Regions from separate parts of the Mus musculus genome. Here regions 2, 3, 4, 5 and 6 are each linked to region 1. A link is a loop called in an ENCODE intact Hi-C map of the cell type or tissue named here. Cell type or tissue: left cerebral cortex. All regions are shown on one strand. Region 1 overlaps Sik3 (SIK family kinase 3). Region 2 overlaps Sik3 (SIK family kinase 3). Region 3 overlaps Sik3 (SIK family kinase 3). Region 4 overlaps Sik3 (SIK family kinase 3). Region 5 overlaps Sik3 (SIK family kinase 3). Region 6 holds the start of Sik3 (SIK family kinase 3).

Region 1 (5,000 bases):
AGCTAGTGTCACTGGAAGAGAAAACCCTCAATGGAGAAAGTGTCCCCACTAGGCTGGGTAAGCCTGTAGGACATTTTCTCGATTGATGACTGATGTGGGAGGACCCAGCTCTCTATGGAAAGTGCCACCCTTGGACTGTTTTTGGGTGCTATAAGAAGACAGGTTGACAGGCAGAAGCCACATGCCTTTATTCCCAGCACCCAGGAGGCAGAAGTAGGTTAATCTCTTAAGTCCAAAATGGGCCTTGTCTACAGAGTGATCTCCAGGCCATCCAGAACTACACAGTAAGACCCTGTCTCACAATACAAAAAAAAAAAAAAAGAAAAAGAAAAAGAAGAAGAAGAAAAGGGGGCGGGGGTAACACACAAGTACAGCCACAAGAAATGAGTGATTCTTCCGAGGCCCCTGCCCTCCTACTTCCTCAACTTCCCTCATCTTCCCAAGCTGCTTTGGGTTCCAACTGTCGAAACCTAACTAACACAACAGTAATATTTTCTAAATGCAGTCTACTGTGAAAATCAAGTGAGTATTACTTTTCAAAGGTCATGTAAGTAGCCCTGGAATGTCCCACAGCACTAAGCAGGAGTTTGCATCAGCTATCTCTCCAGTGCTCTTGTGTATGATCTCACTGAAAAGACATCACTGCCATAAAGCTGACTGGTGGAGCGATTAGGTGGGCACAGCCCTCGGCCGCCTGAGTGCTGAGACTCCCGCTACCTAATCAGAATTGATTTTACTTTTATGTGTGCCTGTGCACCTGAGTGCAGGTGCCAGAGGAGTCCAGAAGAAGACATCAGATCCCTGGAACTGGAGTCACAGGTGGTCGTGAGCACCCAACAAGGGTGCTAGGAACCCACCTCCGGTCCTCTGCAAGAGGAGTAAAAGCTCTTAATTGCCGAGCCATCTCTAGTCCCCAGGAACATTATTTAACATTTACAAACATCCAGCAGCTAAAAGGGCTTGCTACTGAGTCTGACCTAAACTCCATCCTCAGGACCACAAGATAGAAGGAGAGAAATCAACTGACAAGAAATACTTTCTTTTTATTGTAAGTATCAAGAAGTCCGATGTGCCGGTGTGGCCCAGGCTGCTACCCGTTCGTCAACCTAACCTGCATCTTGGCAGTTTCACTCATCCAAAGGGAGTAGCCAAACAGTAAAACTAAGTACCTCCATGTGGAAAAAGAATAGGGAAAAATCATTAAAATTCAGTACAAGAGATGAGGGGAGGGACACAGTCAAGGCCCGGGCAGCAATGGTGGAGAGCTTTTGGGAACTACTACTGATGAGGTTTGTTTCCGCACATCAGAGTTTCTTATAAAAGCTTGTTTTTATAAGTTCATGCATATTCATGATGTGACTCACTTGGTGGGAACATGCAGTCATCCAGAGGCAGTGCAGAGGCTACAGCTTTCAGCTCTGGCTTACGCGTCAGACTTAAAAGGTTATAGTAGCGTTTCTTGACAATGTATTAGTCACTGCTGCTAACTATACATCTCTAGAGACAGTATGGAAAGCAAGGCGGGCTAGTGGCACACAGGGTTGACAGCAGGAAGAGGTAGAAAAGTCAAGCCACATCAGGAAATAACGTGGAACTCTGTTCACATCTGCATGCTTCGTCACCCTGGAAATTTCACATCAGAGACCTTAAATAAGAATTCTGGGCTACTTGTCTCAAAGTGACTCAGCCGACCTATCTTCACTGTCTGAACATCTGATGAGACAAGGCAAGAGCAACCGGTCCACAAGCACCCAAGCTATCACAAAGCCAAGTATAACCTGACCTGTAACGGACGGGCATGTCTCCTCCAAGTCTCACGTCATTCCACTTATAAGTGAAAACCACATTTCAAGTGAGCAGCTTGCTGTCCAGGATCCACCAGTACTTGTAATAGAGACTGAAATGTGCAGGCATTTGCCATTTCAAAAGCAACTGCTGTTTTAGTACTGCTGCCATTGCTACTTCTAGCAAGGAGAAAGTGGCCTGTCTAGAGCTGGTCACACAAGAAGCTCCGTTCCTATGGCTTCCACACCTGAACTCTGCCTCAACATCAAACCCTTCCTTGCCTTTCACCCTGAGACCCGTCTTCCTTCATCTACTCAAGACATGTCTATTAAATACATTAATTATTAAATACTCTAAGGTAATAAACAGTGCACACAGTTCCTGCTTTAGGTGGTCTGAGAAGGTGTGTTACAGTCTAGCTTAGTGGTCAGGGACACTCTAACTGTGGTAGGGAGATAAGTACTCTGATGTGGCACTGAGGAGTGGGAATAGGGTGAGGAGGTCTCACTGTGGGGGCCCCTCCCTGGGAAGTTACAGTAGCATCGGAGCTTGAATGTCATAGAGATCTGGCAAGTGGAGACCATGGATGATCAATGGCCCTCGGGCCAGAAAAAAAGACACGTAACATCAAAGGAAGTGCCTTGGCACAGCCTATAGTCACCACAGGCACTGCAGACATGAGGCTGTAACAGCAGGAGCCAAGCTCTAGAGCCCAGGCACACAAACGCTGGGCTAAGGACAGCAGGCTTTGCTTTACTGGCAATATTGGACAGTGAACATGAGTAAGATGCTAAAATCCAGGATTTAAAAATACAAACTCGCTTTAGTGGGCGAGATAAAAGAGGGATATGAGACCAGAAATAGGCACAGAGTTAGACTCCAACGCAGCAGCACATGAAATGTGAGGCCCTCAATTACAAACAGTGAAAAGGGGGAGGTAACAAATTAGGGTGCTATTTTGGAAATAGAATCTTAACACATGGTAACTGACAAGATGTACTGAGCAAAATTCAAAGGGAAATGTAGGCTACCTTCCAGACTTTCTGCTTCCAGCACGGAAAGGTCATGTAGTCCTCAGGGAAAGTGGATGAGTTGGTAAACTTCACACACTTGAGTTTGTGAAGCATGGCTTAAGGCAAAGGCATCTAGTGGGCAATATGAAACTGGGTTCTACACTTCTAAAGAAACAAGCTATTATATACTGTAAACTGTAGTGGAAGGGGAAGGGCTGGCTCTGATTAACAGAAGCAGAATGTAAACACAAATGCCAGGTTGAGGACAGAGCCATAAGAAACCCAAACAGTCACAGAGAAAGGAAGAGCGATGTCAAGGAGCAGAAGAGAGATGAATGAAAGGCCAGGAGCCCAGAGTGGAGGTGAGAACAGGCGGCTTTCCTTCCCTTTTCCACTCTGCATATAATACATGTGTGTGTGTGCATGTATGTACGCATGTGTGTGTGTATCCCCTACCCAAAATCATGAAAACCGAAAGCTTCTCTGTACATTACGTTGATGACTACTTAACAGTGTACTGGGCCCATGAACAGTGACTTCACACCTCAAAATCTATTCTAAACATCCAGGAGCCCCAACTGTGGCCTTATATGCAAAATTATTCATCAGAATATTATTTATAATAGTTACAAAGGAGAAAAATCTTAAACACACAGCAGAAACTCAAATAAATTATGGTAAAGCCATAAAACAAGAGTATGAGCTGTTTGAAATTTGTATTCATAGGTAGTTTTAACTGACATATAAAGTACTTAATATGTTGAAATGAAACCCAGCATATTCAGTTAAGTGTTTAAATATATAATATATATTTATATATAAATAAAGATGCAGGGGCTCGGGAGATGGTGTCATGGGTCATGTACTTGTGTCCAGGCATGGAGACTTGAGTCTAGATCCCCAGCAGCCTCATAACCGAGTATAGTACCAGTACTGGGGACCTGGGCACAGGAAGGTCCTGGGGACTTGCTGGCCAGTTAGTCAACCACAACAGTCAGCTCTAGGGTCAGCGAAAGACCTCACTTCAAAAGATACGTGGAGAGCAATAGAGGAAGGTGACTGCCCTGTGACCTGCACACATGCTCACACAAGCGCATCTGCACACCGTGAACATTCACTTACATACTACACACAAAGGCAGGAAAGCAGGTAGGCAAACATAAAATGTAACAGATGACTGACAGGTACTGAGACTGCACTACACTCTGTAGGCTTTTTTTTTTTTTTTTGATTTATTAAGTTTAACTAAACACCTCGTCCTCTGTCCATGCTTATGGGCCACCTGTACATCTTCTTGGTAAAATGTCTTTCCCCTCTTGCCAATTTCTAACTAGTTTACTGGGGCTTTCTTACCTGGAGACTGGAATTCTTTATTCCAGAGGCAACAAGCCATTTTTTAATTGTGGGGCACTAATTTGAGACTATTCCATCCCCTAACAAAACCCAAAGATATTCAAGACCCTTGTCCAACATGGTATATTTACATGTACCATAATATGCCTCTAATATTAATGATCTTAAAATCTTCTGGACCTACAATTGGATGGCTCCTCAGATGAGGAACTCACGGGCACAGGGCCCACCTGCACTGCTCTTTTACTGAACATCTGATTGGTGAGTTCTTTTTCCCACTCTGCAGTAAGTTTGGCCATTCTATAACGTGGCTCAGGCTGGCTGTGACCTCCTGACCCTTCTATCTCCGCCTCCCAAGGGCTTGGATTACAGCACATTAGCATAGTTTTCAGATGAGCAAAAAGAAGTAACAGATGACAGGTACTGAGACTGCACTACACTCTGTAGCACTCTGTAGGCATTTATTTATTTATTTATTTATTTATTTATTTATTTATTTTAACTAAACACCTCGTCCTCTGTCCATGCTTATGAAAGCAGCTTTTGATGAAAGCTTTTGAAGCCAGCTTTATCACTTTTTCCTTTTATAGATCATGATTTTTGGAGTCAAATCTGAGAATTCTTTACCTTGCTCCTGTTTCCAAAAATTTTTTCTACTTTCTTTTTCCAGAAAATGTTTAGCTTTTCAGTTTACATTTAAACCTGTGATCCATTTTTGAGTTGACTTTTGAGATAAGAAATAGTAATGTAAGCTATAAAGATAGTTAGGCAAGGCAATAGTGGCACACCACTTCTAATCCCAGCACTTAGGAGGCAGGGGCAGGCAGATCTACGTGAGTTCAAGGGCAG
Region 2 (5,000 bases), 110 kb before region 1:
AAGCAAGACAGTTCTGGCAATCAGCTATGGGCTGACAAAACCCTCAGGGCTGCTTCCTGAGCTCCTGGGGTACGAGAGTGATCATAATGGGGTGCAGCAGTATGTGACAGAAGCTGTTGAAGGGAGCGCACTCAAGACAAGAAAGGCACTCTGGTGGCAGTGACCTGCAGAACTGGGAGTATGCTGTCTCAGAAGTCAAAAGCAAACTATGATTTCTGTGGTAATGCCCAGTATCACTGTCTCCACAGCCTTGCTGGATCCCGCGGCTCCCTGTGAATTCACCTGCCACTGGTCTTAGCCAGCAGCTGGTTCCTACTGCTCATCTCTTTAGGTCCTAGGCAGATCACAACCACTGAAGAAGAGAAGGAGTTAATCAGGAGTTCCCTGAGGCAAGGGTCCGGCTTACCCTGTCAAAGTTGGGGTCTGCATCTCCGAGCTTCATCCACTTGTGCCTGCAGATCTGTTCCATTGAGAGGCGCTTATTTGGATCTAACACCAGCATGTGGCGGATCAAGTGCTCACACTCTGCAACAGACAAACAGCTGTCCTCAGTCTAGTGGGGGGTCTGGGGGGCTGGTAGAGCTGATAGGGCTAGATGTAAGAGCAGTAGGTAGAGTCTCGGCTCCCTGTTTTAGTTCTGTTTCTCTTCTGCCTTCAACTCACACTCCAGGTTATCCTGGAGAGAGAGTTCCAAAACAGAAGCCTATATTCTGATTTCAAAGCCACCCACTTTACAAAAGCTCTCATGTGTAAACTGGGAGCTCTGATGACCATGCTGGAGCAACAGTCATAGGGAAGGCGGCAGACAGTGATGAGGCCGCGTTGCGCACGTATTCACAGCGCTTTACAACTGCTACCTCAGCCCCACCACAAACCTAAGAGCAGTTTGTGAACATCCTTCCCACTTTAGAAATGGCCCAGGTTCAGCCCAGAGGCCACAGTCAGATCCAAACCAATAGTCTGGATGTCTACCTGGGTGTGTGCGTGTGTGTCAGGACCATTTGTCTATGTGAACAAGGATGGGTGTGTGCATGTGTGTCAGGGTCATTTGTCTATGTGAACAAGGATGGAGGTCAGAGGTAACGCTACGATGGCTTCCTTAATTGTTTCCACTATATACTTTTTGAGACAGTGACTCACATAAGCCTGAAGCTCCACTATATGAGCTGGCTGGTGAACCCGAGATCTTCGCATCCTGACCCTCAGTGTTGGGATTTCGGGTGTGTACCACCATGTCTACTTTTGCATGGGTGCTAGGGATCCAAACACAGCAATGTAAGCAGTTTACCCCAAGAATTTACCCCTAACCCCTGACCTGGTGCCGTTAACCACAATCCTACAGAGCCAAAGGGTCCATCCCAAGCCGTCGCTGCTGGCTGAGACAGCCAGAAAAGGTTCCCAAGCGGGCTTCCTGCCTCTGTCTGTCTTAGTCTCCACTGGCATTTTTCTAAGGCTAAGGCTAACATCACCACTTTAATAACTCTACAGTTTCTTCTCATGACCCTCAAAATGAAAATGTTAAGTCCTGGGCCTAAAAAGTTCCTGTCTGATTTCCCACAGTGAAGTTCTCTTAGCTGTCTGGCCTCCATGCTTAGTCCTCTAGTTGAAATGGAAACTCCACAGGCCTTCTCATGGAGGGCTGCCTGTCATGCGGGTAAGAGTTTAACTGTCTGGGGGTGGGTGGGTAAGGGGGACTTTTGGTATAGCATTGGAAATGTAAATGAGCTAAATACCTAATAAAAAATGGAAAAAAAAAAAAAAAAAAAAAAAAAAAAAAAAAAGAGTTTAACTGTCACTTCCTCAGAAACTCATCTCTGACCTCTGACATGAAAACAGGCTCGGTTACGCTTCACTGTGTCACGTGACTTTTCTTTACATGAATTATTTAAGGACTTCTCTTGTTCGTATTTGTGCTTGCTGACACAATCTCTGCGACAATGCAAGGCATGTGTCCTTTTTACTGCAATATGGAATATCCAATACCAAAAATGATCATTATATCTAATGGGAACTGAATGTATGAATATTTATTGAATATTCATCTTAACCAAGTAAGACTGTATCGTGAAGATGCTTTTTATTTCACTTAGTCTTCATAACAATCCTAGATCAGGTACTATAAAGATGCACATTTATAAATGAACAAACAAGACTTTGAAATGTTAAAACATTCAGCTACCATAAGGATATGCTATTGACTGTCCTATAATGCATCATCAGGCGGATATACATTCTAGTCATCTATTTTTTTCCAGAACAAATTCAACTCTGCAATTTCTACACCACTTATAGTAGCATCATTATCATGAAATATACACTCAGAGTCATTTAAAAGAATTACTCTTAATTTTTAATGTAAAATCCAAAACAGATGCTAAATAAAAACATTGATTTGTTTTTACTTTGTGAGTAAAGGTATATTCAAGTACAGTTCCTATCTCAAAGACCATGGCATCTCCATTCTAAAATTATGTCTACAGTAGCAAGGGTAGACACAGCAGTGAAGCATCTATGACATACATGTCTGTCATCACAGAAAGAAAGACAAAAAGACAGAAAGACAGAAAGAAGGAAGGAAGGAAGGAAGGAAGGAAGGAAGGAAGGAAGGAAGGAAAGAAAAGGAAAAGGAAAGGAAAGGAAAAGAAAAGAAAAGAAAAGAAAAGAAAAGAAAAGAAAAGAAAAGAAAAGAAAAGAAAAGAAAAGAAAAGAAAAGAAAAGAGAAGAAGAAAGAAAAAAGTTGTTCTTAATTCACAAAGTTGAGTACACAGAGGCCGGTTAAGCTTTTGAAGTTGTAACATTGTTGTTCAAGCCTCTAGATGGCAGTCCACTCTTTTCCTTTGGTCTTTCTGCACAAAATTTCATGTAAGACATTAGGGGGCCAAGGCCAAAAAATGTCTGTAACAGGCTTGCTTTAAAACAAAGAGTTCTTCTCCTAGGCAATTTCTTTAAACAACAACAAACAAACAAAATAACCTGTCATAAGTCCCAGTGCAAATCTCAACTCCAGGCTTCTGAAACTTCTTCTCAGTCATCCTTAACAGATTTTATCCTAAGAGACCCTGAAAGTCTCACTACAAAAAAAAAAAACAAAAAACAAAAAACAAAAAAACCACAAGGAATTATGAAATTATGTACACAAACTTGTATTAATCTTTGATTGTTCAAGGAGCCAAAGAGTTTTCATAGCTTCCCCAGATTAGGGACTCTGTTTTGTGTCGGTGGCACAAGGGCAAGCACTGATCCTAGCTGTCACATGGAGCAGAAACTGGCCGACGGTCAGAAGCTAACACATTTCATCTGCTGCAGAGGGTGAAACATGGCCGAACTCAGCATCAAGCCACGTTTTCTCAGTATCATATAGCTCATAAAATTGAATTCAGGCGAGCTCTGGACACGTTATTCTACACAAAATATGGAAAGGATGTGAAAATGAAGGCAATGACCGTCTTCAAACCTACAACCACAGGATACTCAAGTGAGCAGACGGAGAAGGAAGCAGAGCAGAGGGAACCTGTCGGCTCTTCAGGACGCCCCAGCAAAGTGGCTCCTCACTGACCCTTCCCAGAGGGTCACAGCTACTTATTTTACAGATCACTCTTCTGCATAACAAGGGGACATAAGGAACTCCTTGGTCACCTACCCCCAATTCTCAAAACTCTGTGACAGTGATAAAGGAATGGTCTGTGTATGATGTAGTAATCTCATTTTCACTAGAAATGCGTCACATGGTAGTCTCCTGCTGTCACTCACAGACTCACAGACTCATGTTTGAAGAATGGGAAGCTTCCAAGACAGCAATTGCACCTTTCAGAACAGCATCAATGTCCAAACATGAGCCAGGTCCTCCCAAATGGCAGGCGCATCAGTGACTGATAAACCTTGCTGACAGCTGTAGCACCGTCCTCAGAGGCTAGCTGTGGAGGTGTATTCCTAGAGCCTCAGTACCTAGGGGCCCAGACAGGAGGTCATCAAGGCCAAGTGCGTGCTCAATATTGTTCCCAAACCAAAAGCAACAGACCTGGAGAACAATGGCTTCTGCCTGTTCACTTGGAGGCTGACTACCATGGAAATACCTAAGAAGTCACAACAGAACAGTCATTCCCACCCTTCAAGCTGGAGTTGCCAGAAAACCATTATTTTACTAAAGATTTAGGTGTGCTGCTGTATGGGGTCAAAACCAGAGAGACGGAAATGAAATGTCAGTAGAGTGATTCCTGCAGAGACATTCCTGCCCATATTATCATGGTTGGCTATGGTGTGGTAGGCAGAGTACTACGTCCTGTAAAGCCTCAACCTATACAGGACACCTATTATAATCTACATTTTTTAAGAAATTAAAACTGAGACATTAAGAAACTTAGGCAGATACTAAACAGTAGAGTCTGTTTATTTTTATTGTTGTCCTTTCTTTGTTTTTTTGAGATAAGCCAGACTCAGGTTAATCCTAAACTCATGGTCCTCCTGCCTCAGTCTTCTAAGCATTTGGATTTCTGGGGGTGGTTTATTTTATTATTATTGTGTGTGCACACACACATGCATGCATACATGGCCTATGTGTAGAGGTCAGAGGCTAACTTTGTGAATTCAATTCATTCTCTTCCACCTTTAAGGGAGGATGGACTGGTTAGTGGTCCAGGAAACAAACTTGGGTTAGCAGGCTTGTGTAGTTAGGGCCTTTATCCACTGAACTACCTCACCAGCCCCCCTAGAGAATTCTTAATCTAAACACTACCTTTAAAAATACATTATTAGAAGCTGGACGTGGTGGCACACCCTTTTAATCTCAGCACTCGGAAGGCAAAGGCAGGTAGATCTCTGAGGTCAAGGCCAGTCTGGTCTACAGAGTGAGTTCCAGGACAGTTTGGGCTACACAGAAGCCTTGCCTCAACAAACAAACAAACAAACAAACAAACAATGACCATTTTTAGTGTTTGAGGTAGCACCCAGCATAGCTTTAGAAAAACAAATCCAAACAATTCTCGCATCCAGCTGATGACGTG
Region 3 (5,000 bases), 50 kb after region 1:
CTTAGAGTACTTTCCTGGCACGTGTGCCGGGACCTGGGTGTGATTCCCAATTACTGTAAAACAAACTAATGTAAAATAATGCATTTACCTCATAGACACAGGCAGGCTTAAATAAGAAACGTATGACCATGTTATATGGATTTAATTATAACAAGTTTCTATTATGACTTAAAAGTTCCTAATCAATACACAAAACTGTAACAGAGACAGTTAGGTGCTAGGGCTGTGGCTTAGGTGGTGATTGCCTAACATGCACAAGGCCCAAGATCTGGTCCTCAGTGTGGCACAGAACAAACAAACAAACAACACCGCCTGTGGCGCAAGCCTGCATTCCCAGCACTCAGAAGTAGAGGAAAAGGATCAAAAGTTTTGGTCATCCTTGGGTATAAAATTCAAGGCCAACCTGGGCTATAGGCGGCACTCTCTTCTTGACTCTAGCTGCATATGTATCAAAAGATGGCCTAGTCAGCCATCACTGGAAAGAGAGGTCCATTGGACTTGCAAACTTTATATGCCCCAGTACAGGGGAACGCCAGGGCCAAAAAAGTGGGAATGGGGGGGCTGGTGAGATGGCTCAGTGGGTAAGAGCACCCGACTGCTCTTCCAAAGGTCTGGAGTTCAAATCCCAGCAACCACATGGTGGCTCAAAACCATCCGTAACGAGATCTGATTCCCTCTTCTGGAGTGTCTGAAGGCAGCTACAGTGTACTTACATATAATAAATAAATCTAAAAAAAAGTGGGAATGGGTGGGTAGGGGAGTGGGGGGCATATGGGGGACTTTTGGGATAGCATTGGAAATGTAAATGAGGAAAATACCTAATAAAAAATATTTAAAAAAAAAAAACCTCCCTCTGGTTTTTTTAATCAGCAATAGATTGAAAGTAACTCAATAGTTAAAAGTAAACCAGGCCCTTTCATGTAAGAGAAAAGAGGAAGGAGAGAGCTCCTCCCAAGGCTAGCAGAGAAACACTCCAGATACCAGAAAAGAAGGTATGGGTAGGACTACACAGCTGTGTGGATCGCCTACTTTAAGAGAGTGAATAATGGCCATACCCAAAATACCTCAGGAGGCTGGGGGTGTGCTTGGCGGCCGAGTGCTTCCTTCCTTAGCTAGGTTCAATCTCTAACAGTCAGGAGAAAGGAAGAAAGAAAGAAAGAAAGAAAGAAAGAAAGGAAGGAAGGAAGGAAGGAAGGAAGGAAGGAAGGAAGGAAGGGAGCGAGCAGGTGTGGTGGTACATGTCCTTGACACCAGCTCTCAGGGGGCAGAGACAGGAGGATCTGTTAGTCCAAGACCAGCCTGGTCTACATAGTGAGTTCTAGAACAGCCATGATTACCCAGTCCAGTGAGGCCCTGTTTTGAAATTTAAAAAAAAAAAAGTTTGTTGTTGGTCTTTGGTTGCTTGGTTTTGGTTTTTTGAAACGGGATCTCTCTGTATAGCCCTGGCTGTTCTGGAACTCTATCTGTAGACCAGGCTGGCCTCGAACTCACAAAGACCCACCTGTCCCTGCCTCCCAATAGCTAGGATTAAAGACATGAGCCACCACTGTTTGGCTTGTTTTGTTTCGATTTTTGTTTTTTTGTTTTTGTTTTTAAGAAAAAGGAAAAAAATCAACACTCTTGAAGACAGTTATGAGATCCACTGCCTCTGGGAGGCAACCTGGAGGGCTTCTCTCAGCCACTGCCACTTGGAACCCTTATTTTCTATAAATGGTGAAGCAACATCATTTCTTCTACTACATACTAAATGCCGATAGGCCAAGGCAGCATGAGGTGGCCAGCAAGTCTGACAAGTCACTTCCTGGGCCAGCTTGAACATGACACTTAACAGCTATGCTCCCTCCATGATCTCACTCCATCAGCAACTGAGGTTAATTTATTCCTTCTAGTCAAACTTCCTGACTTGCTAATTATGAGTCTGTGTGCAAGGCATTTCCACACTCAATGTTATTTATAACTCTAAGCTTACTTAGAAGGGGCCTCTGAACTATAACACTTCCTACCTTCAGGGCATGGAGCGGTTACATCCAATGCTAACTTTTCTAAATCAAATCCTAATCGCTCAAGGCCTACAAGATCGAAGCAAGCTCTTAACCTGAACTTCAAGGATTAAGTGACTACCATGCAGAGCACTGCCCCTGTTCGGAGAGATGAACTTCCTCCAATCTGGAAGGATAGTCCTCTAAACTTTGCTGAATAGCTTTTGCATGGGGGTAAATAACATTTCCAGAGGCAGGGATTAAAAAACCTGCTTAGTAGTTAAGAGCACCAGCTGCACTTTCGGAGGACCACAGTTCAGGTCCTAGCATCCACATGATGGCTCACAGCCACCTCTAACTGCAGATTCAGAGCATCAGACAACCTCTTCTCGTCTCCGATAGGCAACAGAATGCAAGTGGATGCACAGACATACAAACACTTATACAAATAAAATAAAACCAAATAGACCTTTTTCTCCCCCTTAATTTCCAAAGACAATGTTCTCCAAACATAAAATTTTAAATGACATCATCTGAAACATAGCTCTAATCACACTGGAGCAACACCCCAGCCCCTGACACTGCCCAAAAGTGCAGCGACCGCACCTCTCTTCTGGCTCCCCTACGGTGAGCACGTTATTTTTGGAGCAAGTCTATGAAGCAGCACTTTGTGGACGCTGGGCTCCATCCTCTGAATGTTCCCTTCACATTCCTTCTTAGTCCTCTCCCTCCTGGCACTGAGCCCCAAAACCTCAGCAGAATCCATAATGAAACACTGGGTTACTTTAGGGCAAGAAGGTTAAGCCTACGAAAGCTTTCTAATTGGAAAGCCTCTTCTGTGAAAGCAGATAGAGATTTGCTGGCTCCTCTTTCTCTTTCTCTTGTGTTCCAACAGGTAGCTGCCTCTCCTGGAACCAAGTGTAAAAGCCGGCCGGCCGGCCGGCCAGGCAGCATAACTCCAGTGCGGACAGGTGCTTTGCAAGCACAGTAAATCTCGGGGCAACAAATCAACAGGAGCCAGCTAACTTCTCCTGACGCACTGCTCACTGAGGTGCAAAGCCTCTCCGTTAAGACGAGCATTGAGAAAAACGAACATCTGCAAGAAAAGGAGCCCGTTCTCTGCCCAGAGAAAACTCAAGAAGGAAGACTTGCCACATAAAAAACTCTTTATTCCAGGGTTATTTTCAGTGGCACTTAACTGCAGGGTGGAGACCAAGGGTCCCAAACAAACCTACTTGATTTATTTTTCTCCTTTAGTAATTCTGAAATCCAAGGTTAGGTTTACTAAGGCAAGTCTGAAGGTTCATCAGAACCTCTGTTGTTTTAAAGAAAAGGAGAAATGCAAAACTATACTTGTAAATATAAGAGCTTGGGGGGGGGGTTGGTTGGTTGTTTTTCGTTTTTTAGAATTAATGGAACTTCATGGAAGCACTCTAGAACTTTCCAATCAAAACGAAAACAAGAATGGAATCACAAAAAGCATGGCGCTTCCAATGGCTCTCTTCTCCAGACTTCACTAAAGGTCTCTAAGGGAACCCTGAAGTTGGCTGTGCAGGAGAAAGACATTAGTGGAGTCCAAGAGAATGCTCTAGTTCATAGTTTAGGAATGTCTAATGTTTTACAGAGATAAAGAGGCCACGGTACAGAAACTGTGATTTTTTTTTTTCAGCAGTTTCCTAAACTCCACAAGAAGCTACCCAGTATGTAACTGCAGTACTACTTATCACACGAAGGTGACATGCCAGGCCCAAGGTGAGAAATCAAGGTCACTAAACTGAACTCCTGCAACCTCTTTAAGGAGGGTGAAAAGGTTCAACGGTCTCACTATATAGCCAGGAGGAACTGGAACTCTTGAATCCGCAGCGCTCTGCCTGCTGGCACTACAGCATCGGCCACGTCACCCCCTCCCTCCTTAACACTGTCAGGCTGATGGCCTTCCACTCCCTTCTCTGTAGGTAACCCAGCACCAACTCAACTATCCTGATGCTCTTCCTGCTCCCCTCCCATTACAAACTGAGGAAGCTGGAGAGAGAGAGGCCCAGTGCTTAAGAGCACTGGCTGCTCTTCCAGAGCATCTGGGTTCAATTCCCAGCACACACATGGCAGCTCACAATTATCTGTAACTCCAGTTCTTAGGGATCAGACACCTTCACACATACATACACATAAGCAGAACATCAATATACATAAATAAAGAGAAATCATTTTCTAAATGAGAAAGAAAATTGAGGGGGAAAAAAAACAGATTTCTTTTTTCTAAACATTCCCAAAGTAACGAGGGAGACTTTTTTAAAGACTGATTTTATTTCTATTTAGACATGATTTAATACTATGTTTGTGTGGCATACACAGTGGGTGTAATTGAGCGTAGGTGCCATTTGCCGGAAAAAGTCAGTTAGGAACTCACAGTACAGGTGGTTGGGAGGCATTCTATGCCAGTGCAAGAAGCTCAGTTCTTTTTTCTTTCATTTTGTTTCTTTTCCCCCTTTTAAAGTTTGTAAGTCGGGGTTTCACTCCTGTAGCCCTGGCTGTTCAGGAGCTCACTCTGTAGAGCAGCTAGCCTCCAACTCCCAGAGCTCCACCTGCCTTTGTCTTCTGAGTGCTCCGATTAATAAAGGCCTGAGCTACCTCATCCTGCTAAAAGCTGACTTCTCAGACAGTAGTAAGTGATCTTAGCCTTCCAGTCATCCCGCAAGCCTGGAGTGAGGTTTAAAGACAGTCCGAGCCAGACGCTAGGGCAGTGACACAGCTGGCAGAGCAGTGGCTCAGATCCATCTTCAGCACCCCAGGAACTGGGTGTGGCACACACCTGCAACCCCAGTACTTAAGAGGTAGAGGTGGGAAGATTAGAAGTTCAGGTTCATCCTGTGGTATAGGGTGAGTTCAAGGCCAGCATGGTCTACATGAAATCCTGTCTCAAACAGCAAACAAACAAACAAAGTAAAGATCAAGCCAGAACTACGTATACTATAAGAAGTTCTTCAGAAACAAGGTGGAACTAGACTGGAAGCCCCCTCCTGA
Region 4 (5,000 bases), 90 kb before region 1:
GGAGTGATGCAATTAGGAGGTGTGGCCTCGTTGGCATGGGTGTGGTTTTGCTGGAGAAAGTGCATTACTAGGGGGTGAGACTTTGAGGTCTCAGAAGTCAAAGTCACTGTAACTTCCTGCTGCCTGTGGATCAAGATGTAAAACTCTCAGCTCTTTCTCCAGCAGCATGTCTGCCTCTGCTCTGCCATGCTTCCTGCCCTAAGGCTAATGGACTAAACCTCTGAAGCCAGCCAACAAGATGTTTTCCTTCATAAGAGGTGCTGTGGTCATGGTGTCTTCACAGAAATAGAGTACTGACTAAGACAATCCCCCTCCCCCTTTCTCTGTACTCCCCTGTGACTCTTTATCTTGTGTGTGTAATTCTTTCAGCTTTAAAAACACTCTACCTCTCTTAGAGAAGTCTATTCTTTCTCCGTAGTTTCTGTAGAACTACTTATTAGAGTTGCTGAAGGAGACCTGTCCAATGACAACACACACAGCTGACACGCCATCATGCATGGATGGAGGGAATCTCACAAGGCCCCACCTCTAGATGAAGAGCTGCATGTAATTAAAGCTACCAAGAGAGGGAGAGTCAGTCTTCTCTTCGACAGAGGTGAGGCCCCAAGGGTTATCCAATCCCAAGTGGTCAGAAGTAACTCTCTCTCTCTCTCTCTCTCTCTCTCTCTCTCTCTCTCACACACACACACACACACACACACACACACCGGTACAAAGAGGAGATAAGTTGAGAAGGAGTGGGGGGACATGAAAGGGGCCGAAGAGATGGGAGGGTGGGAGAGTAGCATTCATGTTTAAAAAAGGCTACTATTCTTTCCTGGCTTTCATGATACTTAGCATTTCTTCGAGCACAGTGAGTGTGTAAGAAATAGTGCTTATGGACCGGCATGGTAACTCATGCCTTTAATCCCAGCATTCTGGAGGCAGAGGAAGATTGGTTATCTGTGGATTTGAGGTCAGCTTGGTCTCCATTATGGGTTCCAGGCCATCCAGGACTTCACAGTCAGATCATGTCTCAAAAACAAACAGCAGATGCTGCTTCTGAAGGAGAACACATTGGAAGCCATGCCCATGGATCAGCTGGAAGCCATACCAATTGATGGCTTGCTGGAGAGTCTCCCTATGGCCACACAGGCAGCCTAAGCTGAAGGAAATCTTGTAGTTCAGGCTGGTCTCTAACTCAGAATCCTCTTGCCTTGACTTTCTGAGTGCTAGGACTAGAAGAATATACCACCAATCTTTTCAATGTCCAATTACACCTCACAGTCTGCACACAGTGAGCAAAATTGTCCAAACTCTTCATAAGCAAGTAGGATAGGTTGTTAAAAATCCTAACAGACCCTAGACTTGATGGCACAAGCCTGTAACCCCGGCTAGGTGAGGCTAAGTCAGGAGGACTCGAAGTTTGAGGTCAGCCCAGGCAGCTCAGTGCGGAGGGCTCGCTGGCATCACTAACAAGAATCTGCAGTGGGACACTTGTGGTGGTGCTGTGAAAGATGATTTAAACGCAGTTTAAGTTTCCAAGCCTAGCAGGGGCAGGCCCAGCATCCTTCCTGACAATGCATCACTGTAAAGCGAGGTTTCCTTAGCACTGTGTGGCCATCTTCCCTGCCAGTGGCTCTTTACCTCACATCCCTCTCCATCACTGCCATGTATATGGTAAGCTAGGAGTACGGCTAGTTCAATGTGCATTTAACTTTAGCATGAGTTGGTTTTGAACATTTAAATTATCCATGCAGGAGAAACCTCAAATTATTAACACACGGGAACATTGGAACTCATTTTGAAAACTCAGCTCCCTCTAACAAATACTTGAGGGGCTGGAAAAAAAATGAGTTGGAGGAAATATGTGCTCTGGTTTCTCTTAGCTGCTTACCGTTGTGGGCAGCTTCTGCACACTTCAAGCAGAGGGCTATTTTTCAGAACTGTTGGCAGTTTAGTGAAGTAGCAGGGGGACCCTGGGATGTGTGGTTGAAGCAGGGGCGGGAAGACGTGGGTGAGCAGCCTTTACTGTTTATAGGACAGACAACTGAAATAAACTAAATATCAACCAACACAGGAGGAAAAACTCTAACAAAAATAAAGCAAAGACTAAAACAAGGATGGATTCTCACTGGCTTGGGTCAGAAATATCAACAAGATTTACAACAACAGCAACAACAACAAGGCACAGAGCCAGGGTTTGATCAGTTACTTTGTACCTAAAAAGTTATGATTTCTCTTCCAAAGGCACATGGGCTCAGGAGCTGCTGTTTCTGCTACTCACACTGCCTACTGCTGCATACTCCCAGCACCTCATACAGGACTCTAAATGAATGCCTCCATCTCTTCACACACTCATTCAACATCAGTGTCTGGAGGACTTGCAGGGGATACTGCAGTATGACAATCCCTACAGAAGGGACACCATCTCAGGGATGACTCAAAAAGGAAGCAGGGGGCTAGAGAGATGACTCAGCATGAAGCCTGCTTCCTGTGCAAGCCTGAGTTCAAATCTGAAGCACTCACTAAAAGGCTGAGTGTAGCCAACCGGCATTTGCTGAGGAGGGGGAAATCTAAGGTTTGCTGGTTGCCAGGTCGGCTGCAGGGTCAGTGAGAAACCCTGTCTGAAGAGAATGGGTGTGTGTGTGTGTGTGTGTGTGTGTGTGTGTGTCTGGAGAGATGGCTCAGAGGTTAAGAGCCCTCTTCTGGTGTGTCTACGACAGCTACATAAAATAAATAAATCTTAATAATATACATATAAATAAATAAATCTTGAGAGAGAGAGAGAGAAAGAGAAAGAGTATGGAGAGGGAGCCAGGCAGTAGTGGCACATCGAGTTAGTTCCAGGACAGCCAGGGCTATACAGAGAAACCCTTTCTTGAAAAACCAATCAAACAAAAGAATGGAGAGGGATAGAGCAGGACATCTGATGGCCTCCTAGTGCAGGTGCAAATGTGCACATGTAGATATCATACATACACCACACACCCATACACACAAAACCTAAAACAAACCCAAGATCACACTTAGGTGATCTGGGAAGGTAAAGAGAGAAAAGTGGACTGGAAACTGAATGGGGGTGGAGGGGAACATGATCAAGCACAGAGCACTCAGAACTTGCTTGCTAAGTGAATACAAGAGACTATGAAGGGACTGCCCTGGGTGTTGCGTGGGGCTTGTGGCACTACCCAGAATGCACAGCTGCATCAGGTGAAATGAGCTCAGCTCTAAATGCTGGGTGCTATGGGCCTCTGCTTCCCTCCCCTCCCTGCCCGGCTTTGAGAAGTTCTATAAGACAAGATGAGACCATCCTGTGCTTCTTGATACATGCTCAGCAGAGATCCACTCTTTATAATACACTTTATAATTTCATCTAATTAAGGGGCATCGACAGTGGCTTTTGGTACGTTCAGAATTGGGTAACCAGGGTGGATTTAGAGTACTTTACCACAGAAAGAAGCCCTCCCTGTACTAAGCACCATCCCAGCACCAGGCGTCCATCCACTCCCCACTGTCTGTCACTATGGACTTGGCATCCTTCTTTCAGCATGTCTAGCTTAAGGGTCAAGTCAAATGGACAGCGAGAAGAAAAAAGAAAACTCAGGATAGAGTTTTTAAAAAATTAGATAACTAAAAGTGGATGAGATTTTGGCAGAACTTTTAAAAACATTTTTCCGACTATACTTTTTAAGTCATGCATGATATCCCTGGAGTTAGCAGAAGCATAGCCCAGCCACTTCTGCAAAAGTACATGTTCTGTGCTAGAAAAGGTCCCTGCGTCCCCAGAACCAGTACCACCTGGAAAACCTGGAGTGCCAGGACGTGTCGCTCTGCGGCTGGGCTCACTAGACAGTGACCTTAGCTTATCTCTGCTATTATGGCTGAAAGGCATATGTGGCCCAGGATGGAGAATGCCATAGACTAAACTCTGGTGCAATGTCACCACAGTGAAACCATACAAGTCACATACAAACGGAAGCAGAGGAAAGACTCGGATCAAATGGGATCTGATGAGCTCACAAGGGCAAGTAAATACTTGGAGTTACAGGGCATCCTAAAAGCCCGAGAAAGCGGGAGGTGTGCAGCGCTGAAGCCAACGTCATGAAGGGGGCTTTGGATATGGAAGAGCAATTTGGATATTCATGCAGTAATTCAGGGTGGATCAAAGATTCTTCCTACCTGTACTTGTACATTGCTTTGCATGCAACATGGCACACGGTGATTTTACAGAGCATCCTGGATCGGATACTTGAGGTGACATAAAGGGAAAAGCATAATTGTAGATATGCTGACTGTATACAGAAAACAAGCCCCGGGAAGAAATGATTTCAGAATGACCAGTATCTTAGAGGGAAGGTTATATCTGCAATGTTTAGAAATCTTTCATTTACACTTCCAAGGGTAAGCATACATGAACCTACAATTCACTATGCTCTTTCAAATATACAGATGTTAAAATATTACTTTTGGGGTGGGAGATTGAGACCAGGTTGGAGAATTTTCAATTCTTCTGCCTCGGGCTCCCAAATGTTGAGATTACAGGTGAGCACTGGATGTCCAGCTTAAAGCATCGCCTTGAATAATAGATGGAGACAGCCAGCAGTCCCTTTTCAGAGGATAGGAAAAGATTTATGGCCTACAGACTCAACCAGAGGTGATAAATGTCATAAAGATTTTTACCTAAGAAATCAAAGTCGTGGGCTGCAGAGATGGCTCAGTGGTTAAGAACACTGACTGCTCTTCCAGAGGTACTGAGTTCAATTCCTAGCAACCACTTGGTGGCTCACAACCATCTGTAATGGGATCTGATGCCCTCTTCTAGTGTGTGTCTGAAGACGGCTGCAGTATACTCATATAAAAATAAATAGATAGATAATAAATCTTTAAAAACAAACAAACAAAAGAAATCAAAGTCATAACAGAAAGAGACCACTAAGGGCTAGAGAGATGGCTCATTCAGGAAATGCTTGCGATGCAAGCAAGGGGACCTGAGTTTAAGATTCCCCAAAGCTAAATGT
Region 5 (5,000 bases), 57 kb after region 1:
AAGAAACCATAAGCTAAGCTCAGCAGAGTAGGTAGGTGGTCCACCTCTGCAGCCCAGCAGGAGCAAGGTGGGTTTGTAATCAACCTGCGCTCCCTACCAAGACTCTTTCTCAAAACAATAAAAAAGTAAAAAATTAAAATTTAGCTCAGCAAGGAAGACAAGGGAACTGTAAGCCGGGAAAAGGAAGGGAAGTGACATTTCTCCCAAGCCGTCATTTGCATGTGAACAGATGCTCCTCCGTTAGTCAGGAAGCTCGAGTCTACAAAGCTCCAAGCAGCGCTGCCTCATACCCAGCAGATGACGAAACCAGGGCAGGAAAGGAACTAAAACCCTCATAAACTGCTGGTGGGGACGTAAATCGGGGCAGCCACTCTAGAAAGCACTTGGCAGTTCTTCATGGAGTCACCATGTGAGCAAGCAATTCTACTGTGAGGTATCTATACAAGGGAAATAAGAACATACAACTCCCCAAAAAACTGTATGTGAATACTTATAATAGCATCACTCCTAAGAGTAAAAACACGACAACACGCAATCCATACAGATAAACAAAATGCAGCATGTCTATCTATCCAGAGGACTACTACTCTGCTATGAAAAGAAATGAAATTCCAGAAAAGGCTGGGTGGATCAACCTTGAAAAAACTTTACTCCCTGAAAAAGGCCAGATAAAAAAGGCTAAGTAACATAAACTCCATTTATATGAAAAAACCGAAGAGGCAAATCTATGGAGTTGACAGGTCACTCCTTGAGACTGGGGGTAGAGCTGAGGAGATGAACAGTGACCTCTGAGAAGAATACAGTGTCCTAAATGTGTAGTGGTGACGGCTGCACAACTGTCAATACGCTTAACATTTAAACTGGAGGAGCTATCCTGTGCCTGAACTATATGAAAAGGAGCGGATATCAAAGCCTGCTGCTGCCCAAAGTCAAGGCGCTGCCCGCGAGCAGAGCGCCAAGTGGAGCTGAAGCATCCTCAACTCCACCAGCATTGTTTACTGCTGCAGGGGACGTTAGGCCATCTGACAGGCTAAAGGGGGACCCTCAAGGAGCTGGGAAAACAGAACAATGACACTGGGTAAGAAAGGAAATTTAGAGGATACAACTGGAACAAGTATGTTTTCAAATTGGAGTGGAGGGGAATGCACAACCTCCACCTGGGAGGCAGAGACAGGAGGATCTCTATGAGTTAGAGGCTACAGAGTGAGTTCCAGGACAGCCAGGGCTACACACACAGAGACCCTGTCTCAGAAAGAGGGAGATGGGGAGGGGGAGAGATTGATTGATTCTAGGGTTGGCAAGATGACTCAGTGGGTAAAAGGGCTTGAAGCTAACCCAAAGGACCTGAGTTTGAGAGCCTCATGGTGGAAGAAGAGAACCAACTCCTAATAGCTGCCCTCTGACCTCCATGCTTATGCCAAAGGCCATGAGCAACACCACACACACAAACACACACACACACACAAATGTTTTTATATAAAAAAAAGAATATAGTATGTCTTCAAAAATGGATTTGTGGTCTTGAGCATTAAGAAGCATTGACTGGGGCTGGGAAGATGGCTCAGCGATTTAGAGCACTGACTGCTCTTCTGAAGGTCCTGAGTTCAAATCCCAGCAACCACATGGTGGCTCACAACCATCTGCAATGGGATCCGATGTCCTCTTCTGGTGTGTCTGAAGACAGTGACACTGTACTCACATATATCAAATAAATCATAGAAGAAAGAAGAAGAAGAGGAAGAGGAGGAGGAGGAGGAGGACGAAGCAGCAGCAGCATTGACACATGGCAGAGATGGTGGCTTGGTCTGCCCCTCCCCTTCCCCTGATGGTACAATCAGGGCCTGTAGCTGCTGACTCAAAAGGAAGTCAGTGAAGGCAGAGCCAGTGGGCTCAAACCACTGGCTCCTGTCTCCATGTCAGGGGCTCATGAGTAACAAGCTTCAAACAAGCTATTTTCTTCCTCGGCATTGTAATATTCTTTAAAGAGATCCGAAAATACCATCTCAACATTTAACTGCCTCCCAGAACAACTACATTCACAGAAGCTATTTAGGTACAATATGCAAAAGCCCCGATCCTGCAGCTGACTGGCACACAAAGATCATGCCCAAATACAACCACCCCACTGGGCCAGAGGAACAGTAGGGCTGTTGAGTCAGAACTTAGAAAGGAAGCCAAGAACATACAATCACTAAAAACATTATTTTGCGGGTTTAAAAAAAAAAGAGCTACTAAACCTCACGTATTGTCAGAACACTGCTTATGCAACATGGGAACATTTTGACAGAAGGGGAGGACAACAGGAGGCAGGAGGCAGAGACAGAAGTAAGGAATCCTGCAGGTGCCGGAGCAATCTAAGAAACACACAGCTCTGTTCTGCCTTCCTTCCACAATACAAACAATTCTGTTTCTTGTGGCATCCGAAGAGGACTGCCTGCCAGAGACAGAAAACAAGTTGCTACACGAAAATGTCAATTTGTTCCATGGAACACTACACTGGCATGAACGGATACAAACCTTTTCATCTAGAGACAGAGGGGAGCTCTTTCCTTCCGAGTTTTTTTTTTTTTTTTTTTTTTTAACATCGTGGCCCATTATCAAATTCAGTTTGATTCATGCAAATTCTAACATAAATGGACAAAAATATCACCCAAAAGTATATAGGATCATAAAAACTTCTGTAAAATATTTTGTCTTCAAGCTCCTTAGCAGCTTTAGAGTACTTACAATTTTAAATTAATTCAAGTAAAAGCACATGTATGTATAAAAATGTTATAATGAAACCCATTGTTTTGCATGCTGAGTTGATTTTTGAAGTTCAGTAATTATCTCATAAAGACACATCCGTGAAGACATCCTCTAAAGGCGCTCACTAGTTTACAACTTCACCTACCTCAGATGTGCTTATAGGCCATCTCAGGCAAAGCACAATATGCAGCTGCCACCATGCACCCCCCACCGACCGCTCAGCCTCCCCATCCTCCACCCCCATCATCAGCTACGTACACTTGGGGACTTTGCTGACACTGCTGCCGTCTGCACCTTTCCAGTGCTGGGGTGGAACCCACGGGCTCACACATGACAGACACACACACTACCACCGAGTCACACACCTGTCCCTAGGTTTTTGTTTGTTTTCATGCCTATTTGTACTAATTGTGATGTGATTTAATTAAATACCAGGTAAAATGATAAAAATTAGGGGGGGGTATGAGAATGCTTTGGTAAAAACTAAGCTTTCAACTTGAAACAAATTCAGTAAAGTTTTTAAAGTAAAGTCAAATTACATATGGGTGAGATGTGAGCAAGAAATTGGAAGGAGGGAGGGCGGGCGGGCACATAAAAGTCATGGGCTTAACTTACACCACTTTATCAATGCCTGAGTTCCTGTTTTGTTTCAAAAACAAGGCAACCCTGGAATTCATAATGAACTATAGTGTACTTAAAGAAAAATGAAGGAAACCAACCAGGGCAAAGAAAAAGCCCCTGGCCCTACATCCAAATATTAGTCAATGTCCTTCTTTAACCTACTGCAAGGGAAAAAGGAGGCAGGGAAACCCACAGCAGGGTTTAAAGAGTACCTGGGCTGGGAAGATGTCTCAGTGGTGATTAGGACAAGAGTTCGGATCCCAACACTGAAGTGGCTCACAAATACCTGTGAGGGGGTCAGACACCTCACCGTATTCTCCACAGATATACAAATCGTGTGTGTGTGTGTGTGTGTTTTGAGACAGGGTTTCTCTGTGTAGCCCTGGCTGTCCTGGAACTCACTCTGTAGACCAGGCTGGCCTTGAACTCAGAAATCTGCCTGCCTCTGCCTCCCGAGTGCTGGGATTAACGCATGCGCCACCACGCCCGGCTAAAATAAGTATTTTTAAGCCTCTCTTTTTTAAGTTAAGTGATCCCAGGAGCTGAATGCAGCTCAGTGGTAGAGCACTTGCCTGGCGTGCACTTTCAGGCTTTGGACTTGGTCCCCAACACTACGCACACATTGGGGAAGAGGAAGCACCTCAATGATAATGTATGGATTTTGTTCAGGCCGAAAATTCAAAACAAGTGAGTAATAAAAACAATAAAAATAATCCATAAACCAAAGCTGGCCACTGTGGCCCACATCTGTAGATAAAGGCAGGAGCTTGGGTCTGAGGTCAGTTTAGACTACATAATGAGACCTTGTCTCAAAAGTAAATAAATAGGGGCTGGTGAGATGGCTCAGTGGGTAAGAGTACCCGACTGCTCTTCCAAAGGTCCAGAGTTCAAATCCCAGCAGCCACATGGTGGCTCACAACCATCCTTAAGGAGATCTGACTCCCTCTTCTGGAGTGTCTGAAGACAGCTACAATGTACTTACATATAATAAATAAATAAATCTTTAAAAAAAAGTAAATAAATAAGTAACAAAGAAGAACAAAAGAGGTTCAGGTGGTCAACAAAGAGCCTACCTCTGTGATGGGGACTCTGTCTCCTTCAACAGTCTCCTGTCCTTCATGCCCGCGGGAGAGGTGAGAGGCCCAGGCAGAGGGTGAACCGATAGCAGTCATGGGGGGTTAGATCCACAAATCTAGCTCAGGGAAAGGCCTCTGAAAAGCTAGAAAAGGGCGAGCAACCCCTCTTCCGAACAGGAGTCCCCCATGCCAACGCAGGCAGCGGGACCCGGTCAGCCAGCCAGCCAGCCAGCCAGAGCTGCCCGCTGCTGGAGGCCTGCTCACCCACTGCTGCCAAGGCTAACCCTGGTGCAATCGTTCTGGAAAGCAATGTGGCAATATAAGTATCCGGTGTCTCTCAAACATGTGTGCCCTCTGGCTCAGTAATTTCACTTTTAACAATCTATCTAAAGAAAAAAAAATATTCTAAAGATTCAGGTGCCAACGCAATTGCCACATTTAAAAAAAAATTAAAATTATGAAATAAAAAACTGTGGAAAATCCTCAAAACAAACAAACAAAACAGCAGTAGTCATGCCCCTGAGGTACATGCGCACTGAAGCTGACGCTTATGAA
Region 6 (5,000 bases), 68 kb after region 1:
TATGGCAAAAATTAAGTTACAAAAAAACAATGACAATCTGAGCCAGGTGAAGACCCGCATAAAATCTCAGCACACCGGTGCCGTGGGGGCGGTGGGATGGAGAACAGACTGGACCACACAGGGCCCTATAGCAAAGCATGGAAATGATGTGGGGCTGGAAAAACGGCTCAGTGGTTAAGGGCACTAGGTGCTCTTCCAGGGGACCAAGGCTCCCCAACTCCCATAAGGCGGATGGCTCACAAAAGTTCCAGCCAATCCAATGTTGTTGCCTAGCCTCCAGGGGCATCAGTTGCAGGTGGTACAGAGACAGCCATGCCAACAAAGTACCGTACACTTAAATTAATTAGTTAATTTGAAGATAATTTTTAAAGTAAGAAAGGAAAAATCCATGTAGCATAGCATGTAACAAACCTAGAATCCAGCCATCTGAGAACTGGAGAATGGAGATACAAGAGAGGCTTTTAACTCAAGGCCTCTATAGGTTACACATGGAGTTCTGGGCTAGCCTGAGCTACATTGAACATCTTGGTGGGTGGGGGAGACAAACACAAGGACTGAGGATGTGCATCTGTGGTACAAATCCTCATGTCACTGAGTTCAATCCCCAGCACTGCTAATAAGTAAATATTTTGAGATGGCCCAAAGCAAAAGCCAATGTGTTTATCAGATCGGTCTCTTGTTAAAAAACAATTAAAGATAAAATAAAATCCAGTTAAATGAAAAACAGTTCTGCATAAATTTCATAGCCCGATGTGGTAGCTCCTGTCTATAATCCCAACACCAAGGGATCTGAGGGCAAGAAGGTCACCAAGAGTTCCAGACCAGCTGGGACTACAGAGTACCACGTGGAGGAACTTCAAAGTAGCACTTGAAACAGTAGTTTCCCCCCCAACCCTCCTTGAATGAAAGTGTGGCATGCAGCTTGTGTCTCACTATCCAGAATCAATGGCACTTGAGGTCAATAGCTCTTCCCAGAGTGGGGAAAAAAAAAAGGTGGGGGGTGGGGCCTCGCCAGTCTTACTCACCTTACTGACTACTGCACCTGAAGAAAATGACGACATTTCTTACCTACTCCTTGCATGCCAGCACTGCCTGGGCAGCATTGCACATCGCAGTTAATCTACCCAACACTGAAGCTTGTGGGGTGAGTGCTACTCTCATCCCATTGTAGATGACGAAATCCAAGCACAGAGAGGTTTAGCTAGTATTCAGGGCCCAGCAGTGCCCCAGTCTTAAGCAGCAGACAAATCAAACCAGGCTGTTTTTGGCAAAGCTGAAGTTTTTTTTAATATACACAGAATGTAGCTATTCTTTGTTCTGTTCATCCAGCTAGCTTGAAGGTACAATTAGGCACAGGAAACAGACCATAAGTAATCAGAGAAGGGGAGAAATATATATTTTTTAAAAATCTTAATATTTTATCATGTTCTGCCAAAAAGACAGAGAACCTTGGGCAATGTGTCTCAAAAGAAATTTTTAAAAAGAAAATCAAAGTAGGTAGGACAAAGCCGGGGTGAGCTAGCTGACCAGAGCCTGTGGTTCCTGTGAGCCTTCTGCAGAGACGCTGGCTGGCGGCACTGCAGAGATGGGATGTCAAGACTCAGCACGGGGGAGCCTCGCTGCAAAGGTCCCAACAACGAAAAGGAAAAAAAAGGGGGGGGGGTCCCGTTGGTTCCTTTTCTTTTCATTATCCTATTCGCTCTGGGAAGTTTGAGTTAACAGAGTTTGGACCGGGGCCAGCTTCTCTTATTGTTGGACAGAGTGCAGTAGCTTAGTCAATAAATGAAGTTTGCTTTAGCTTCTTAGTCCTTGGAATGGGTCATGTAGGAAGAGGGGTTTATAAATAGTTCTCCAATGTATAGAAAATGCCTATTGCCTAACCTCCTTCTGCTGACATGGGCATCGTCATTATTACCTGTGTCTGATTTTTGTACAGGATTAGAAGAAAATCTCAGACCATTCAGTGACATAAAGAAGGAAACAGAAAGAAAAAAAAAAGCATACACCTTTAAAGGGGCAAACGACTAACTTAGTGTAGAAAGAGCTAGGGAAGAAAAGCAATCCTTTGCCTCTATTCGACCTGACTGCGGGAGATAAACACTGCAGGAGAGCCTAGCTCCTGAGGAAGGAACAGCAGCTCCAGCAACTTCTAGGACCGAGGCACCTTCCCTGCCATTATATAACCAAGCCATGGCCTTACTAGGCCATCCCAACCCATGTCAGCAGCTGCTGGGCACAGCTCAGCTGTCAGTGCTGAAGGACCCTTCCAAAATGTATTCAGATAAGCAGGGCACAAGCCAAAATATGCCCATGGAGCACTCTGAGCACGTGACAGCGCCTTGTGAATCGAGCTTCACTCGCAGCAGAGTCATTTAAGTAGCAGAAAGATAGGGCCCTTGGAGCTGGAGCCAGGAAACTGCACATTGCTACAGAAGCACAAACAAACGCTGGTGTGGTCTCCTCCACACATGCAACTCATTGTCCCAGCCATTTCAGCCTCATTCAAGTCTGAATATTTCCATACATAGGAACTGCATAACTGCACACCACAAACGATCAAAGATAAAAACCAACATAAACAGTGACACCCGTCTATAAACATGCCAGTGCTGTAAAGGCTGCAGTCCTAAAGGATACCAAGGTCTCAGGGGAAACTGAAACACACACACACACACACACACACACACACACACACACACACTAGAAAGCAACCAAACCAACCATAATTAGGCCCTGGCTTTGCTGACTACTGAAAACAGAAATGTCCCTTTTATATATAAAGCCAAGAATCAACTGTTTGCAGTTATGTTTATAAGACACTCAAACCAGCTTGTCATAGATTTTTTTTAATCAATATTTTGATATAAAAATTCAAATTTCTTTAAATCATAGAGAACGTAGCCAGACAACCAATTATGTTTGTGGAGTCCATTTCCCAGAGGTCAGAGCAAAATAACCACAGAAGCAGACAGGGGAGAGAAAACAAGGGACAGAGGCATTCTGTTTGTAAACACAAGTTTGACTAGGCCAACAGTAAACACACTGTAGGGGGTAAGGAGATGCCGGCTTCGGCTCCAGCTGCGGACCTGAGGGAGGGACTGCAACAGGAGGGCGCACTTGAGTCTGTCACAGGGCTCTGAAGACTTGAGGCTTGAAGGGGTCCCACCAGAGGAAGTGAAACTGACCAATCACTCTGCCCGCCGCCACCCTCGGAAGAAGGGCCCCTTGTAGTCTTTGACAGAGAGAGGCAAGGAAAGGAACTTTCAGGTTGCCAATAAGCAGGATACGAGGCCCAGATAAGTCCTGGCAGGGAGGGACTGCTATAAAAGCCAAAACAAGGTAGGCTAAGGTAAACAGCGGCCAGGGGGAGGAGGGGAGGGGAGTCCTGGGTCTCCCGGAGGAGCATGCTTAGGTAGTAAAGGTTTTTCATTAGCCAGGCGGAAGAAAAACTCAAGCTACTGTTTTAAATATAAGGAATGACTACTACGTTAAAAGTATCCATTTAAGTGAGGTATTGAGCAAAGACGAGTTGGGAATTCAAATGGGTTTTGTGGCTTCCATCAAAACTGAATGATTTTCCTTGATACTCTCAATGAAGAAAGATAGGTAAAAGTGCTACCCTCTGAGTCCTTTAAAAAATATACTACATGCGTATACATACATGGTTTCCTAACTGACCTTGGCCAGTTTCACTACTACAGCTCCTCAAATCCCTTGGGAACCAAAGGGCCCAAATGAGTGGAATTCTGTCGTGCCAATCCCACGGTTCCCTTCCCTACTGAAAAGCCCACCCCGAGTTCTAAAAAGCCCACCATTTCAGACCCTCTGACAACTAAAAATAACCAGCAAACCATCTTATCCTAAATTGTTTAACCCTTGGTTAGCTAGTGTCACCAGGAACCCTGAGCCTTGGGACATCTGGTCATGGGTCCATTCCATTTTTTTCCCCCTTATTTCCCTGCTTTCTTCACTGACTCTTCCCATAATCAAGTATACTTCCTCAGGCTTACAACTGACACCATCTCCCCGTCTTAAATAATCAAACGTGGATTCCTTTCTCTGGTATAGGTGCCAGGTCCTTCTCTTCCCGGTGTCTTGCACCCCACCGCACACCCTCAGCCCCATGCCCCAGCCGTCCTGGGAAGCCTGAGGCAGCCAGTTTGCGCGTCTCCCCCATCCTGTGGTCCACATTTCATATGCCCCTGCCCTCGTTCTGATGGTTTCCTAATTGCTGGTTCCGGAGTCTTCCTGGCGTGCAGTCCGCCGGCCCCCAGAGAGTTCCAACGCCTCCTTTCCAGTCACCCCCCCCCCCCGACCCTGCGCACAGCCCTGGGGACCTCTCCGATGTCCAGCTGCTAAGTTCCCGGAGCCCCCCCTTCCGGAACCCCTCCGCTCTGAGGTCCCTGCCTTCTCCCGCCAGCACCGGTCCCCACTGCTGACCCTGACCCGAGCCCCGGGGAATCGCGGACTCCCCTGGCCCCACCGCCCTGCTGCAACGCCCCCCGGGCAGCGCAGCCCGCAGCCGCGCGGTCCCCAGCGCCACTACCTTGGCCTTGGTGACGAGGTGCGTGGCCCGCTTGACCACAGCGAAGTTGCCCTTGCCGATGGTGCGGTCGATCTCGTAGTAGCCGATGCGAGCGGCCATCGACCCGCGGGAGGCCGGGGCTGTGGGACGCGCCGGGACGGCGGCCGGGGGCACTGCGGCGGGGGCTGCCGGGGGCCCCGCGGCGGGCGGAGGCAGCAGGCGGCCGGCCGGCCCGGCTCCCCCTGCTCCGGCCACGGCAACCCCGCCAGCTCCGCTCGCCGCCGCCGCCGCCATCTTGTTGTGCAGTGAAACCTCCGGGGCCGCGGGGAGCCGGCCGGGGGGGAGGGGGCGCGGGGGGGCCGAAAGAGGGGGGTTGCCGACAGACGTCACTCCGGGAGGCGGGGCTCCCGCGCCGCCGGGCGCCCGACGCCATGGCAACCGCGCGTCACGTGCGGACGCGCGTCACTGCCCGAAG

The links. Hi-C counts contacts between places; a loop is a spot of excess contacts. Peaks named below come from ENCODE experiments on the same cell type or tissue, not always from the same donor. Only the 100,000 strongest peaks of a DNase experiment are listed, where the experiment ranks them.
Region 2: it touches region 1 in a loop (2.0-fold over the local background); 2 of 42 quality-filtered maps call a loop at or near these places.
Region 3: a loop joins it to region 1, with 2.8 times the contacts of the local background. A loop is called at or near these places in 8 of 42 quality-filtered maps.
Region 4: a loop joins it to region 1, with 7 times the contacts of the local background. A loop is called at or near these places in 2 of 42 quality-filtered maps.
Region 5: it touches region 1 in a loop (4-fold over the local background); 10 of 42 quality-filtered maps call a loop at or near these places.
Region 6: a loop joins it to region 1, with 6 times the contacts of the local background. A loop is called at or near these places in 9 of 42 quality-filtered maps.

What each region holds. Positions count from the first base shown.
Region 1 is chr9:46,080,178-46,085,177 of GRCm38, reverse strand. The region is part of intron 1 of Sik3 (SIK family kinase 3); the gene reads right to left. Among named protein-coding and RNA genes, the nearest start is that of Gm46110, 3.0 kb to the right of the region's middle. In left cerebral cortex, no CTCF peak of the experiment used is centred here; DNase peaks (open chromatin) are centred at 1,381 and 2,651; H3K27ac peaks cover 2,490 bases.
Region 2 is chr9:46,189,688-46,194,687 of GRCm38, reverse strand. Sik3 (SIK family kinase 3) reads right to left here. Exons shown (of 25, transcript NM_027498.3): 7 at 407-525. Among named protein-coding and RNA genes, the nearest start is that of Apoa1, 36 kb to the left of the region's middle. In left cerebral cortex, a CTCF peak has its summit at 2,813 (motif pointing right); a DNase peak (open chromatin) is centred at 2,840.
Region 3 is chr9:46,030,059-46,035,058 of GRCm38, reverse strand. All of the region lies in intron 1 of Sik3 (SIK family kinase 3), which reads right to left. Among named protein-coding and RNA genes, the nearest start is that of Sik3, 20 kb to the right of the region's middle. In left cerebral cortex, no CTCF peak of the experiment used is centred here; DNase peaks (open chromatin) are centred at 1,031 and 2,715; H3K27ac peaks cover 903 bases.
Region 4 is chr9:46,170,585-46,175,584 of GRCm38, reverse strand. The region is part of intron 4 of Sik3 (SIK family kinase 3); the gene reads right to left. Among named protein-coding and RNA genes, the nearest start is that of Apoa1, 56 kb to the left of the region's middle. In left cerebral cortex, no CTCF peak of the experiment used is centred here; DNase peaks (open chromatin) are centred at 1,970 and 2,371.
Region 5 is chr9:46,023,485-46,028,484 of GRCm38, reverse strand. The region is part of intron 1 of Sik3 (SIK family kinase 3); the gene reads right to left. Among named protein-coding and RNA genes, the nearest start is that of Sik3, 13 kb to the right of the region's middle. In left cerebral cortex, no CTCF peak of the experiment used is centred here; DNase peaks (open chromatin) are centred at 294, 2,114 and 2,235; H3K27ac peaks cover 2,555 bases.
Region 6 is chr9:46,012,677-46,017,676 of GRCm38, reverse strand. Sik3 (SIK family kinase 3) reads right to left here and starts at 4,857. Exons shown (of 25, transcript NM_027498.3): 1 at 4,547-4,857. The coding sequence starts at 4,819. It also overlaps a transcript of Pafah1b2 not described here. In left cerebral cortex, CTCF peaks have their summits at 1,896, 2,095 and 3,094; DNase peaks (open chromatin) are centred at 2,297, 3,142, 4,152, 4,595 and 1 more place; H3K4me3 peaks cover 3,326 bases; H3K27ac peaks cover 3,409 bases.